Linked DNA regions of Homo sapiens: regions 1 and 2 are each linked to region 3. The links are chromatin loops, found by intact Hi-C in ENCODE. Cell type or tissue: GM12878. All regions are shown on one strand. Links, peaks and the distances in the headings refer to the core of each region. The heading gives the core; the rest is flanking DNA.

Region 1 (3,228 bases), core at 1-2,500, 190 kb after region 3:
ATGGTCTCCATCTCCTGACCTCAGGTGATCCACCCACCTCAGCCTCCCAAAGTGCTGGGATTACAGGCATGACCCGCTGCGCCCAGCCTATGAGGATTATATTTTTAAGGTAATTCAAAATATCTGAAATAGCAGGTGTTTGATAAAAGCAGTTTTCTCTCCTTTCTTCTGAAATTCAAATAACCAAATTTCACATCGCTGGAATTTTGGTGAATCTTTATACGGGGGAATTATCATGCCTGAATCTCATTCAAATACTTTTCACAATTATAAAATATTCTTTCTTGATTATTCTAATCCACATTTTACTAGCACAGAAAAATTAAGTCAAAGACTTGGTGAGAAAAAGTGGTTTTCCCCAAATGACCAGCTAGTTAATGGTAGAGTGTGGCCTGACATCAGTTTTCACGACTCAGAGGTAGGAAATGCCAAAAGCAGTCTTTCAAAGCTGGTGTGCAGTAGTCCTTCCCACATTTTCATTTTAAATTATTCAAACAAAAATTGTTTATCAATGACAACTTCCATTTTCCCCAACTTGGTAGTACTACCTTTATAGTTAGTTGCTAAATAACATATATTTTGATTAAATAGCTCTGAATTATCTTATATAACTTGTATTTTATTAATCGCAACAGGGTCTATTAATATGCACATATGAGAAAGTCATGCATGAATAGAAGACATACTACTGATTAATATGTGTCTTTGATGCATTTTGCTTCCTCCACTCCATAAATCAACTTCACATGGTCTGAATTTGGAAAACCCGGATATAAAGTTCTTCCTTGTTTATTGTTTTCTGCTTGCTACTCTTTTCTTCTCAAAAGAACTATGAATTTCTTGAAGGTTGGGAGAGCAGATTCTTAGAAAAAATATGAAGAGGATGAAGGTTTTTTATTTTTCTATGTTTCTCCTTTCCTTTTTTCTTAATCTCTGGAAACCTCCCACACTTCAGGGCCCAGGGCCCTCCTACTGTGATGTTCTCTCTGGGCTTTGTATAAATTCAAATCTTTTACCACTTTTTCTAGTATCCCTAAGGGATTTTTGTGGGAAAAATAATCTTAGCTAACTTTGATGACGCGTATTTTGTTACAGTTCTCAGAAGTGTTTGTATTTTAACCACAGGCAATTACATTCAATAAATATTTATTGAAGCCTATTCTAAACCTGAATAGTGTCAATTACAGGACCTTCCTGCCATGCCCACCACCTATAAAGATGCTAAGGAAGGCAGACAAATAAATAAATTAAATGAAGCATGCAGTCAATATGGTGATGAAAGCAGGTACGCTGTGTAGCTGTTGTACAGAAGAAGGAATGACTAAGCATTCTTGGTATAACAGGGAGGGCTTTCTCAATGACCCAAAGGAATTCATCATAAAAGTGAAATTTCAGACATCAGTGATAAACTAGTAGAAAAATTGCTACCCCTAAGCTAAATTTCACTGTTTTGTCACATTGAAACTTTATGCAAACAAAATAGAAACTTTCATCTCTTTGCCAAATTTTTCCCTCTGCTAAGTCACCCTACCTAAGTCAGTTTCTCTTTTTCTGTCTCTCTCTGTCTCTCTTTCATCTTCTCCTTCTCTCTCTTGCTCACTAGCTCTAGTTCTCACTCTTGCTCTTACTCTAAAAGCAAAACATCTGCACCATCACAGACTAGCTATAACCTCTCCTCCTCAGATTCAAATCTCTTCCTTGCCTTTAGAAGAATTAATGGTTCCCTTCTTCATGCTCTCCTCACACTGTATTTAAAACTCACAGCCTTTATCATATTCTGCGTATTAAAGTCACTACCACTCAGTTTAGTAGTAATAAACCTTTACATTTCTATTATAAATCTTACAGTTTACAAAATAGTTTCACATATATCATCACATGTGATCCTGACAACAGCTCTTTAAGGTGAGAATTATCTTTGGGTTTTTTTTTTTGTTTTTTTTTTGTTTTTTTTTTGAGACGGAGTCTCACTCTGTCCCCCAGGCTGGAGTGCAGTGGCGCCATCTCGGCTCATTGCAAGCTCCGCCTCTCAGGTTCAAGCCATTCTCTTGCCTCAGCCTCCCGAATAGCTGGGACTACAAGGGCCCGCCACCACGCCCGGCTAAATTTTTTGTATTTTTAGTAGAGACGGGGTTTCACCGTGTTAGCCAGGATGGTCTGGATCTCCTGACCTCGTGATCTGCCCATCTCGGCCTCCCAAAGTGCTGGGATTACAGGCGTGAGCCACCGCTCCCAGCCAAGAATTATCTTTGTTTTATTATGAGAATATCTAAACCTCAGAGAATTTACGCAAGATAATACATTTAGTAAGCAGCTGCCAAAGTTAGGTCTTCTAACGCTAAAGTTATTTCTCTAATGTAATTTTGAGACAATATTCTTTGCATAACATCTTACAAATTGAGGACATCATACTGGATTTGAATGGAGAAAATAAGCTACATATTCTTGAACTTTATAGTTTCCTTGCCTCTTATGTTTAACTATCCAGTAATTTTTATCACACTTTTTTAACATTTATCTTCAAAACTGCAAGTTCTGTTTTTGTTCCAGAAATATTCTGTGGAATTAACATGTGCATAGAGTCAAACTACTTGAACTTTATTTTAAAATATATTTATAAAGGTCTTTCTGCGCATAATGTATTGGATCACTTGACTCAAGTAATTAAACTATATACTGTTAATATTATGACTGGGAAATTTCCTTTAAATTAAGTAATTTCAATTATTCATTCAATTGTAGGTTTGGGTTTTTGCCCCTGCTACATGGAATAACTAAATCATATAATTTAAAGTAGATTCAAGTTTAGACAGAGTATGTCTTGAGCTGTCATTTAATGGAAACGGCTCAGAGAAGTTGCTACATCTAACTAGTGTCAGAAACTTTCCTAGGTTAGCTGACATTTATGAGGCAGGAAGAAACTCAAGTCACTACGTAGCCAACTTTCTGTTTTTCCCACCATAATGAATGTCATGTGCTCATAATAGTAACCCTTTCTAAAACATTAAAAAATATTTACAGTAAAAAAAAAATTTAAAAGTTAAAAAAAATAGGACTTTGGAGAGGCATTTCTCCATGGCATTTCTATAGATCTTGTGTTAGGCTGTTTTTTCAAGGTTGTTCCCATAGCAAAGAGCTTCTTGGAAGCTAGAAATGGTCTCTCCTTACAGGTCAGAGGACAGATTTATTTGCTGACCAGGATATCAAAGATGAGATGTTTCCATCTCC
Region 2 (3,228 bases), core at 1-2,500, 530 kb after region 3:
GCTGAAATTGTCCAAGGCTGTTGAAAGCAGGGGTCTTAAAACAAATGCAGATTTCAAGGGAGTTATAAAGAAGCCAGTGTAAGACTAGGGTACGTAATAGTTAATCAGCAAAATATGAATCATAGCATAATAAGAAAAGAACTAGAGACAGATGTCCTTGAGACCCATGAATAGTAGCTTTATATGCACATTTTTAAAATTGTGAATAAATATAATGAAGAAGTGGATTATACGACCTTAGAAATTATATAACTCCTCTCTCTCTCTCTCTTTGCGTTTGTGTGTGTGTGTGTGTATGTGTCTATATATTATATATCCTTTATTACCAACTAATTTGAGAATATGATGAGATCACTAAATGGATTTTCTCCACTGAAAAGTACATTTATGCACATAGGTACAATATCATACATGAAGTATTCACAGACCAATGGATAAGAATTCTGATCCTACCCCTAAATGTATTCTGAGTAAACTGACCTTTCCTCTCTCATGTCCATGGTTGTGTATTTCATCCTCTCTGCTTGCAGTGCTTATCTTCATTTTCTCACCTACCAAGCTGCTGCTCCTCCTTCAAATTCGAAGTTAAGCTTTGCCTTGTCTGTGAAGCTTTTTATGACTCTTAAGAAACCCTAGGGGCACCTTCTTCCAAGTGTCTGATCTTTCCCTATTAACATTTATCATTTTGCTTTGTAACTGTTGGTTTGCAAGTCTGCTTAATCCATCCTGCTGTGGGTTCTTTGAAGGCAGGATTAAATCTCTTCATTTCTGAATCATTATTACCCAGATTCGTGCCCAGCAAGTTTTGAATAAATTTTGCAAATAAAGAAAAGTGAGTCCTCAAAGGGGTTAGGGGACTTAAGCAAGTCAGTGTCAGAACTAGGCCAAAACTATGGTGTTTTCTTTGCTGAGTTTAAGTTTCTCTTTATTCTGCTTGAATCTACCTGCTTTTAAGGAAGAAAACATTTTTACACCAGGAAATAGCTGATGGGGCAAAAATGGACTAAAGTGCACATTGATAGGTCATCTATAAGTATTAGTGCTCCCCCTTGTGGCATCTCAGGAAGGTGGAGGTGAAAGTGACCATGGACTTATCAAGGTCTGTTAGGAAGCAAGATGGATCTTTAGCTGGGAGAGAACATCTGTGCCCCGGCCTGTGTTCCCCCAGGAAGAAGTTAATCAGAAGATGTTTCCTTTCACCACAAGCAAAAATTATCTTTATTTCAAGTCTTCAATCATTTTCATTAGATTCCACAGGCATCTGAGTAGATTCTTTAGGCAGATATTCTGACTTACATTATTGAGAATATAAGTCCTCATTATAACCTGTTGAAATAGGTTGTCTCATTCTACTGTTACCAGGTGAGACAACTGAGGTTCAGGATGTTAAAGTAATCATTGCAAGGGTGGACAGCCTGGAGCGCTTGTCTTTGAAGTCCTCTATGTAGCATACTTTCTACCATACTCTGCCTGTTTAGACAATAAAAGTTTGGATTGCTGCAAAACAAGCTAGCTATTGTTGTTGCCAGAATTCTGTTAGCTACCAAGTAGGCAAAGGAAGCTGGCATTCAGTGGACAGCTCAGGTGCAGAAATCAAAGCTGCTTTTTTTCCCTGCTGCTTTTTTCTATATGGAGATTGCACATTGCCGAAATATTAGCTGAAGACAAGGGCTACCCCATTGGGAGGTGGTGGATATGGTGGAAGGATGGCTGAAAGTACAAGGATCTCTATCTCTGATGCACAAGCCCAGACCTCCCAAGTGGCCAGTGTTAAAGTCTTAACATTTTACTTGGAACAGAGGCTGGAGGAGAAAGGAAAAGCCTTCAGACTGTCCTCATGCAAAGGCTCCAAAGCCCAACTGGAAACATTTTTCTTCTCTAAGACTCAAGACATTTTTTTAACCGAGCCAGGAGCTTAGGAACACGCAACAGCTGATAGGGAGCTTTTAGGATGACTGGGTGCTGTCTTTACTGGCAGAGTCAAATATTAGCTTTGATTTGTAATGTTTTCGTAACTCACTTTCCTCTCCTGGAGTCTTATCCCCCTTAGTAGATCTAACAAGCATCTAAATCACCACAAGAGTATGATTAACACATTTCCATATCCTGAACCCCTGCAAGGCAATGATCAAAATAGTAGCTGATACCTATCGATCACTTATTATGTGATAGGTGCTTTACCTTCATGATGATCTCATTCAATCCTTATAGCAAACCATATTGTAGTGACCAAGACAGATTCAGAAAACTTGCCCAAGGTTACAATGAGTAGTCAGTGGATCTGAGACTAAAAGTAAACAATCTGACTCCACACTACATTACCTAATGAACTAAAAATAAAAAGAGTATCTGAGGAACTAAGTCTCCACCTGTAAGACTGCTCACTTAGTTTACTCAGCACGTTTGAGAACCATAGAAGAGAAAAGCTAAAGCTTCTCATTTCTCTCACTGTATAGCTGGTTAGATAGATGAGTAGATAGATGAGTACTAGCCCATGATCTAGCCAGCCACATACTTCTTAAGAAAAATAATGGCAATTAAATTATCACCAAGACTCAACATTGTAGAGAGATTTTATAACTGAAAAAATTTGTAAAAAAAAAAAAATACAGGCAACTGGGTGTGTTTGGTACTTTGATTTTAAGGTCGATCTATTATTGGTTACTAATTTGCTTTGATTGTCAATTTCACTTTCAGAAATTCCTGGATGTTGTGTCTCCACAACTTTCCAGAGGTTGCCACATCCATATCTGTCTTGTTTCCCACAGAAGCCCTGCCGTCCTTCACTGCTCAGTACTATTTCTAATAACATTTCCAGTAGTGCCCTGAGGGTTGTACCTCTTGTTGCCCTGGTCTCTGCCACCTGGCCTTATTGCACATCAAGAGAGGCTCAAATTTGTCCCCACCCATTCTTAAGCCAATCAGTATGCAGGTAATAAGGCCCATCAGTAAAAAGGATTGAGGAAGGATCCTCCCCAAAACACATGGTTGTCAGGGTACAAACCAGGCCTTGCCAGCAGGGTAGGTATGGGTGATGGGAGAAATTAGCAATGACCACCACCATTAATATGACTTGTTACATCCAGATTGTGGCTGTTGTAACAATCATGGAGGATAGATCTGTCTTCTAATCTCAACTCTGCCACTTCTGAACTGTGTGACTTTGAGAAAGTCATTTTGCCAGTCAGAACTTCATTTTTCTGGTCTCTTAAATTAGGATAATAATAC
Region 3 (4,056 bases), core at 938-3,437:
AACTGCAACAAAAGTTTTAACATATATAATTATTAAACATAAAGCAAAGCAAAAGTCATTGTAATAGAGGACAATTCTGGGGAACTTTAGCTATAATTTAATATCTTGACTTTACTCATTAGCACATTCAGTAACTATTCATTGAGAATATGCTGTGTGCCAGAAACTGTTCTATGCTTTGAGGATAAAATGAAGAACAACCTAAAATCTCAGCTCTCAAAGAACTTCAACTATAGTCAGAGAGAATGCCAATAAAACATAAACAAATACATAGTATTAATTGTCATTAAAAAAAGAGAAGCAAGATGAGGTATTACAGTGAAATTGATTTGGGACTAATTTTAGATATGTTTAGATACAGTGTCATGAACAGCCTTCTGAATAAGTTAAAGAGAAGGAAGAATGAAGCGAGAAAATAAGACACACAGAGTTCTGGGAGGTGGAGGTATGTATCCCAAGCAAAGACAGCAACAACCAAAAAGATCTTAAGGCAGGAAACAGATTTTCATTTTAGGAGACTAGCAAAAACTCCATTGTGATTAAAGTAAAATGAGAAAAGGAGAGAATGACAACAGAAAAATGTGGACTGGTATTTGGGGATCAGACTAGGTGAGGATTGGGGATCAGACAATATACAAAATATATATTTTGTATATTGTCCTGAATGTGATAGGAAGCTTCGGAAGCTTTGAGAAGAGGAGTTACATCATAAGATTAATATGTTCAAGATATCTTTCTGGTTTCTGTAGATAGAATAAAATTTAGAGTGACAAGAAGAGAAGAGGGAAATCAGATGTCCATTGCAACAGGATAGGTGAGAAATCACGATGGTTTCAACTAGAATGTATAATGATGAAACTTAATAACTGATTGAATGTTGCGTATAAAGAAAAGAGAATACTTAAAGATGGGTGCTAGATTTTACCTTTGTGAATGGAGGATTTGGACCTGTGTAATTCAACCTCAAGGAGAAGAGGTTTGAAGGGTAAAATTGATAACTAAGTTTGGACATGTTTATATTATGTCCTATGAGCTCAAAGAAAGGTTCAGACTAGAGAATCAAAGGGTGGGGGAGGGGGGGCCAACTGCATTTGATAATAATAGGACTAAATTAGAAATAATTTGGATTGGGGTGGGTAAGGTAAAAGAGAATAGGTTTGAAGAAATATGTGTTTGTTTTTGGAACTATTAAATTTAAAATTTCTAAGAGACATCTAAGTGAACAAGTCCAGGAAACTGCAAGAAAATTGGACCAATAATTAGGAGAGTTTGGGGTTTGTTTGTAAGCACAATTTGGAAGAACCAAGAACAGAGCCCAGAGACTAGATAAATAAAGAAAGTCCAAGAACTGAGACCCAGATACAAGTGATAGCATGACAGGAAAAATGTGTTTCAAAGATGAAGAAGTAGTCAATAGTTCCAGTTGCAGATGAGTCAGGTTAGATAGAGTTAAGAGTCATCATTGGGTATGGAAACCAGATGTTGGTTGAGGGTTTAGCAAAAAGCAATTTCAGGTCCCATCTCTTTGAGGAAGTTTTTTGTCTCCCAAAGGCCCAGGCAAAGATGTAAATCAATGTTCATTCGTCAAATAGAACATTCTCATTAGTTGGCTACCGGATTCTATAGTGCAAACCTTAATATAATGTGCAAACTATCAAGATGCAGGTGTGATACTCATAGCCAAGGATTTCGTTGGTACCAAGAGCACTGAGACCCTGTGGTAGCCTCTTCCAGCCTCCTCTTGTAATGAGTTTCAGTTCTTGACAGACTTCTTGCTTGCTTATGCCCAAGTTTAATGTTCCTAAATCAACTGCATTATATAGCCACACATTTTATACTGGGGACTGTAGGAGCAGGAAAAGGAGCACTGAGGCTTTGCAGCACTGTCATGACACTCCTACACTAGGACTGTATTGCCAAGTGCAGATCCAACTGGGCCCTGAGAAGTGTGTGATGAACAAGGCCCCCTAGAGGGCAGCAGAGCCTCACAGGAGTGGGGAGAAAGCCCAAAACAGAGGTTAGTGGGGAGTTTCACTCAAGGAGACACAAGGAGGCAATGCACACATTTACGGAGAATGAAGTTAAGCTTTGTGAAATGAAGGAAGTCCGTAATACAAGGAGTAGAAAAGTCTAAAATGTGAACCAGACAGCAAACACAAGGCTGGGCTAGGAAAGAAAAGAGTGACCAGAAGTCAGTCACAGGAAAGCAAGGCTTGTCTGCTCAGTGAATGTTATGACCCAAGCAATCATAATAAACAGGTACCATTTCACCATTTTCCTAGTCTGTTTTGTGTTGCTATAAGAGAATACCACGGACTGGGTAACACTATTTAAATGAAATTTATTTCTCAGTTCTGAAGACTGGGAAATCCAAGACCATGGCACCAGCATCTGGGGAGGGTCATCCCATGGTGGAAGGGCAAGAGAGCATGTGTATGTGTATGTGTATGTGTGTGTGTGAGAGAGAGAGAGAGTGAGAGCAAATGGGAGACAAACTTATCTTTTTACCAGGAGCCAACTCTCCCAATAACTAACCCACTCCCATGATAACAACATTAATCCATTCGTGAGGGCAGAGCCCTCACAAAATCACCCCTAAATGTCCCACCTCTTAATACTGTTACACGGCAATTAAGTTTTCAACACGTGAACTTTTGGTGACATTTTCAAGCTATAGCAACCATGTTATCTGCTATGGGCTAGATGATAGGTTAGGCACTGGAGATATAAAAATGAATACAATACCATCCTTCCCCCAGATAACTTTTCTCTTCATAATAAATTCAGACTCATAAAAAATAATGTTAGTAAGGAAGTATAGATAACTCGATCCTTTGTGGGTATACAAAAAGGGAAATAATGATGAGAGAGGACAGGAAAGGCCTCAAAAAAAAAAAAAAAAGGATAACATGATGGTATGGGTCCTGGTTGTGGGTTTTTTTTTTCCTCTTCTCTGATTTCTCTATGTCTTCCCTGAAATAATATTTTTCTTTCTCATTTATTTATTCTCTCATTCAGCACTTTTTTTATTATTGAGTCTTGCCAGGCCCCACTCACTGTTGTGGGCACTGGGATACATACATGGTCCCTGCCTTCAGAAACCTTCTGCTATTTTATTTGTGGTGAACGTGACAGTCACAAGCAAGGCAGTCAGCTTGCACCCATTTGTTTCTTCCAATGACACATTCTGCACCCTGCCCTCTTCCTAGGCTTGAAGGAGAAAGCTTAAACGGTCAGCTCTACAAGGCCCCATGTGAGAAAGAAAGGTAACAGATAAAGAATATCATGTCTTTTCACTTAATCAGCTCTTATCGCTTATGCAGTTAACAAATAGTTGTTGTGCACAGTGTGCCAAGCTTGTGCCTCTCAGGCCAGGGTAAGTTCAAATTACACCACGGCATTTTCCATTTTAGTTCTAGGAGATTTATTTTTTCATTCTAGGACACCTAGGTGTTATTAACCTTTTTTGAAATGAAGTCTTGTTCTGTCGCCCAGGCTGGAGTGCAGTGGCCCAATCTCAGCTTACTGCAACCTCCACTTCCCGGGCTCAGGTGATTCTCCTGCCTCAGCCTCCTTTGTAGCTGGGATTACAGGTATGTGCCACCATACCTAGCTAATTTTGTATTTTTAGTAGAGACGGGGTTTCACCATGTTGGCCAGGCTGGTCTCGAACTCCTGACCTCAGGTGATCCACCAGCCTCTTCCTCCCAAAGTGCTGCGAGTACAGACATAAGCCACCAAGCCCGGCAGGTGTTATTATCTTTACCATGAGTTTAGTGTGCTCTATTTGTTTGTCTATGACAGCCAATGTTTATCATCCCCATTGGATTCTAAGCTCCTTGAGTTGAGAGGCTGTGAAATGTATTTTCTGGATGTCAAGTAGAAAACCAAGTACTATGCCAGGTATCTAGAAAATACACAATATATGTTTAAGTATATCATTTACAAACAGAAGAACCTAGCTTTGAATTCCAACATCAACATTTATAAACTTTGTGACCAATAGATCTCTTTTAAACAGGATCATCAATACCCCTCCCTAGGGTTGTAAAGAGA

Evidence for each region. Hi-C counts contacts between places; a loop is a spot of excess contacts. Peaks named below come from ENCODE experiments on the same cell type or tissue, not always from the same donor. Only the 100,000 strongest peaks of a DNase experiment are listed, where the experiment ranks them.
Region 1: a loop joins it to region 3, with 3.0 times the contacts of the local background. A loop is called at or near these places in 2 of 110 quality-filtered maps.
Region 2: it touches region 3 in a loop (9-fold over the local background); 41 of 110 quality-filtered maps call a loop at or near these places.

Annotation. Positions count from the first base shown.
Region 1 is chr11:88,355,755-88,358,982 of GRCh38, reverse strand. The region is part of intron 1 of LOC101929174 (a long non-coding RNA gene); the gene reads right to left. Among named protein-coding and RNA genes, the nearest start is that of CTSC, 20 kb to the right of the region's middle. RefSeq lists a cis regulatory region at 1,230-1,435. In GM12878, for the core only: no CTCF peak of the experiment used is centred there; a DNase peak (open chromatin) is centred at 1,542; H3K4me3 peaks cover 1,047 bases; H3K27ac peaks cover 2,320 bases.
Region 2 is chr11:88,014,432-88,017,659 of GRCh38, reverse strand. It overlaps a transcript of RAB38 not described here. Among named protein-coding and RNA genes, the nearest start is that of RAB38, 160 kb to the left of the region's middle. In GM12878, for the core only: a CTCF peak has its summit at 1,050 (motif pointing left); a DNase peak (open chromatin) is centred at 1,009.
Region 3 is chr11:88,542,480-88,546,535 of GRCh38, reverse strand. All of the region lies in intron 8 of GRM5 (glutamate metabotropic receptor 5), which reads left to right. Among named protein-coding and RNA genes, the nearest start is that of GRM5-AS1, 40 kb to the right of the region's middle. In GM12878, for the core only: a CTCF peak has its summit at 2,002 (motif pointing right); a DNase peak (open chromatin) is centred at 1,985; H3K27ac peaks cover 634 bases.